2 separate regions of the Homo sapiens genome follow, and region 2 is linked to region 1. A link is a loop called in an ENCODE intact Hi-C map of the cell type or tissue named here. Cell type or tissue: PC-9. All regions are shown on one strand.

What was found. Peaks named below come from ENCODE experiments on the same cell type or tissue, not always from the same donor. Only the 100,000 strongest peaks of a DNase experiment are listed, where the experiment ranks them.
Region 2: a loop joins it to region 1, with 5 times the contacts of the local background. A loop is called at or near these places in 7 of 110 quality-filtered maps.

The regions. Positions count from the first base shown.
Region 1 is chr14:75,984,593-75,987,092 of GRCh38, reverse strand. IFT43 (intraflagellar transport 43) reads right to left here and starts at 1,330. Exons shown (of 9, transcript NM_001102564.3): 1 at 1,253-1,330. The coding sequence starts at 1,306. RefSeq lists a silencer at 1,040-1,349 and an enhancer at 1,176-1,677. In PC-9, no CTCF peak of the experiment used is centred here; a DNase peak (open chromatin) is centred at 1,322; H3K4me3 peaks cover 1,938 bases.
Region 2 is chr14:76,385,969-76,388,468 of GRCh38, reverse strand. The region is part of intron 1 of ESRRB (estrogen related receptor beta); the gene reads right to left. Among named protein-coding and RNA genes, the nearest start is that of ESRRB, 11 kb to the right of the region's middle. RefSeq lists a silencer at 1,169-1,268 and an enhancer at 1,468-1,968. In PC-9, CTCF peaks have their summits at 918 and 1,120 (motif pointing right); a DNase peak (open chromatin) is centred at 1,148; H3K27me3 peaks cover 2,332 bases.

The DNA.
Region 1 (2,500 bases):
GACCCTGTATAGATCCATAGGGTAGAAAAACTTCTTTACTGCCTGATTTTTGTGTATGTTAAATGTAGTCTATTTATTGCCCATCTTCTCCCACTACAACATAATCACATGAGGGCAGGAACTTTGCTTTATTCATTGCTGTATCTCCAGCACCTAGGACACTGCCTGATACACAGTAGGGGCTCAATAAATATTTGTTGAATGAATGAATAACTACATTCACATCCCCAGGTACTAAAAAACATTCACGTATCAGCAGGCCTGGTGACCTTCAAAACACTTAGAGATTTCACAGCAGACACTAAAGACTTGCTCTGGGGCCCAATCTTTTAGTAAGTGCGATCCTAACCAGTTTTAAAGATAAAAAGGCCTGATGGGGGTTACAAAGGAGGAAGGTAGACACTGAACTTGGGTCTTGAATCTAGCTCCATTATTTACTAACTATAACGCTGGGTAAACCACAGCCTCATAGGCAGCAGTAGCTAACCTCTTCTGACCTCTTCCGTGATAACATATGCCAAGCACTGAGTTACACGCTTCCCATGTATTGTTGCATTTCCTTTTCACTGTAACACCTCCATTCTAGGCATAAGGAAACCAAGGCTCGGAAAGGTTAAATCGTTTTTTAGGTTTTTTTTTTTTTTTTGAACCCAGGCAACAGCTCTATGCTCCATCTGGCCTCAGTGCCTGAGCACCTAATCACTCCCTCACGTTACAAATCGGTCTTGGTTTCCTTAACTACTGAGGTAACTGAGGTTAACTCCCACCTCCCCACGGGGATTACCGGGAAGAAAGGCCGTCCCTGCCTGCCTCCCTTCCATGCATAAAACAGTGCGGCTTTTGCAGGAACTTCTGCGACGAGGTGTCCCAAAGGAAAAACTCTAGGATGGGAGCGAGTGCGACCCCGGCCGGGGCTCCCCTATCACCCTGTGATCGATCTGTTCTGGGGAAGTTCGCACTCGGGGCTCTAGAAAACGGAGAAAGGCTCGGAAATTTCCCACGGTCCTAGACGCCGGCGGGGACAGGGTGTTTTCTACTTTCTGAGGATTTTAAAGAAAGCAAACCCCAGGCCAGCAGCGGCGGAGCCCACAGTGGCCTGGGGGCGGGGCGGTGAGGCTGCCTCCTTCTGGGCCTCACCCGGCGCGGCGCGAGGCCTGCCGCCCTGAGTCGCCTCAGAGAAGTCGGGGCCGGCGGGGTCGCTCCTCCCCACCCGCCAAATCCTGGCCCCCAAGGCCCCCGAATTGGTCCTCACGGAGGTAGCCAAGCTGTAGCGAAGCTCCTCGTCCAAGTCGAGCAAATCCTCCATCTCCGCGGCCGCCTGACGTCACTTCCTGGAAACCGACTGGCCCAGACGCGTCCCTGCTAACAGCCCCGCCCCTCCACCCCAATTTTTAAAGGGTACGCAGCATGGTTCCTGGATTCTGTGTGCCATCCTCCAAACTACCGAATCTTTCTTAAATCTGCCTTGCTTGACATCTGGAAGCAACCTCCGGTTATTAAAACTCGCCAACGCTGCTCCTGCGAGACGGTAAAATAATTTGGTCGTTAGGAACTGTCTGTATTTGTAGCTCTGTTTAAATATATCAATATATTAAGTGCAAAGCACTACTACTGCTATACTGATGCCTCCCACTTGTACAGCTCTTTGCAAGGTACAGAAGGCCGTCACAGTTATTGGCTTAACGTGAGGGGCATTAACAACCTTGTGTGGGAAGCAAGATAAGTGGTATTGTTTCCATTTGACAGATGAGAAAACAGGGAATCAGGTGTAATAAATGGTTTACCATGAATTATGGAAACTGCAATATACATAATCTCTGCCTTCAAGAAGTTTACAGAGAGGCTGAATCAACACATCAAATAGCTGAGTAGTAATAACTTTCAAAAGTACAAATATTCAATATCTCATTAAATCCCAATAATCCCGCAAAGTGAGTAGCAGTAGTATCTCTAACACAACAATAAAGCACACTGAGGTACAAAGAAGGGGCTTGAGGAAAATCACCTAAGTGCCAAGCAGCAGAGCCAAATGCCCTTCTGACACCAGACATTACTGGAGTATTTATCTCCAGCACATACTACTGGGTGCCAGCCATTCTCCTAGGCTGGCAGAGGGAGATGTACCACAAATTCCCAGCCTAATGGGGCATTTAAGTTGCGTCTTTGTTGACTCTTCATATGAGATCTCCAAGTCAATATCACTGGCCAGGTCCCTGACACTGGTTGGCTGAGATCCATAGGAGATGGGCTGATAGCCCTGAAAGCAAACAACATTCCAGTATTATGTTGAGGGGAAGGCCTGGATGGACACAGGTTAAAAGCAAGGATTCGGAAGTGGGAGTAGCACCCCTGAAACCTCATTGCAAGCATTTCTTAAATATCCAGTAAATCACTCAGTTCAGTCACACATGTTACTGGATAGGACTGTGTGTTAGCATGCCTGTGACAGCAAGAGCACTGGCCTGGATATCAGAAGAGCTGTGTTCTCATCTTAGCTCTC
Region 2 (2,500 bases), 400 kb before region 1:
TCACGCCTGTAATCCCAGCACTTTGGGAGGCTGAGGCAGATGGATCACGAGGTCAGGAGATCAGAACCATCCTGGCTAACAGGATGAACAGTGAAGCCCCTTCTCTACTAAAAATACAAAAAATTAGCCAGGCATGGTGGCAGGCGCCTATAGTCCCAGCTACTTGGGAGGCCGAGGCAGGAGAACGGCGTGAACCTGGGAGGCAGAGCGCGCAGTGAGCCGAGATTGCGCCACTGCACTCCAGCCTGGGCCACAGAGTGAGACTCCATCTCAAAAAAAAAAAAAAAAAAAAAGAATGAAAGAAAGCTGAAATTCTAGATGCAATGAGCGACACATAACATCGGGGTGAGGAGTGCAGGCACACACCCAGACAGCCTCTGTGCAAATCCCAGCTTTGTCAGCTGTGTGACCTTGGGCAAATGACTTAACGTCTCTGTACCTCAGTTTCTTTACCTGTGAAATGGGGGATGATAATAATACCTACTTCCTAGGATTGTTGTGAGGAAGTGATGATTTCATACATGAAATATTCTTAGGACAAAGCCTGACACACAGTAAATGCTCAATAAATGTCAATTACTACAACTATTACTATTACAATCGCCCATCTCTGGCCTTACACTTTATATTTAGCTCTCCTATCCCCCCTCAGACACTTTTCTTACATCAAATCCTAAAATGATTCCCCAGAGAATTAGGTGGCTTGGAGAAGAGCATCTGAACACCAGTATCTGGCTCTGAAAATGGTGCTGGCTGCACGGCTTCTGCATATTCAGCAGCTGGAGGTCATTCCTCAAACTGAATCAGACCTGAGCACTTTCCAGCCCGTCTGGAGGTCAGGCAAGCCACGGAGGCAGTGAGTGTGTGGTGTGTAGGTGTGCATGCATGCATGGTGGGGCTTGGGAGGAATACCACACTACAAGGCAGCTGCAGTGCTAAATTGCATGGAGCAGGGCTCGGAAAGGTGAAAACCAGAGCTGCTTTCTAAAGCCAGGGTCCTGAGCTCACCCCTGAGCTTCTGAAGGCTCACCCCCTGGGATTCTCCATACACCCCACCAAGGGAAGGCTCTGTTGCAGAACTGTCACCCATGGGGTGCAGTGCCAGTGAGTGCCTGTAGGGGGCTCTAGAGCTCTTCCATTCCCCGTACCCGGGGCTGTGAGGGCATCAGGCTTAAAACAATGGTTGTGTTTACCAAGGCTGTGCGACTGTGCTGTTCTGAGAGGTGAATGAGGGGAAGCTGGGGTCCGCTGGTACCCTGTTGGCGAGACCCGGTTCATCCATGCTCTCAACTAGCTCTGCTTCAGGTTTGGAGTCCTAACCCTCCCTGATCCACCACCTAACACTGATTTGGGCTGCTTCCCCTCAGCCTCCTGGGAGACCCTCACAAGGGTCAGCCTCCTGTCCTTGTGTGGGGAGGTAGGGAGAGCTGCTGCTTTGGCCTCCAGGGTGGGGCAAGGGTAACTTCCAGTTTCTGGGGTCTCAGGTTCTGGCAGTCCAGCACCCCAACCCGTTTGTCAGGGAAACATCAGGCACAGACAGGTTCCCAAAAAGACTTGACTTACCCTGTTCCTCCCTAAGGCAAAATTCAGTAGCCCTGGGTGCTGTTAGGAGACCTCATTCAGCAGATTTATTTACTTAATTGTAACTCTATCAATATATCTGGTCGAGGGAACTTACCCACTGCCATATCTAAGGGCACGGCCAGCCTAACACATTCATATTGGTAAAATGTTAAAGATGGTCATTTGGAGGCAGAGGCAGGCAGATCACCTGAAGTCAGGAGTTTGAGACCAACCTGGCCAACATGGTGAAACCCCGTCTCTACTAAAAATACAAAATAATTAGTACCCAGGTGTGGTGGCACACACCTGTAGTCCCAGCTACTCAGGAGGCTGAGGCAGGAGAATCGCTTGAACCCGGGAGGCAGAGGTTACAGTGAGCCGAGATCGTGTCACTGCACTCCAGACTGGGTGACAGAGTGAGACTCTGTCGCAAAAAAAAAAAAAAAAAAAATTAAAAAACCGAACCTAGAATTAATCTTTCGGGCTTGGTCAAAAGCAGAAAAAAAATAAGAGCAATGTGTTTCTTATCAGACTATTTTAAGAAAAACAGTCATGGGTAGATAGGGTTGCCAGATTTAACAAGCATTGCATAGGATTTACTTATACAAAAAAAGATACTCACATTTATGTAAAATTCACATTTAACTGGGTATCCTGTATTTTACTGGACAGCCCTACTGAAAATATAGGGATTCGTTCAGAGGAAAATTTCCTATTCATCCTCTCCATCCCAAACTGTAATTCCTTCTTTAATCCCCTTGTGTTACATATTGACACGCGAGCCATATTGATCACATTAAACAAAGTAGTCAGTTCAAGCACCCCAGTCTCACTGTAGGGAAGACTATAATTGTGAGATTATGTCAAAGGAATAAAAAGTAATGCCCCAAAGATAACATCAAAAAATTAATAACACTGGACATTTAATGCACACCTA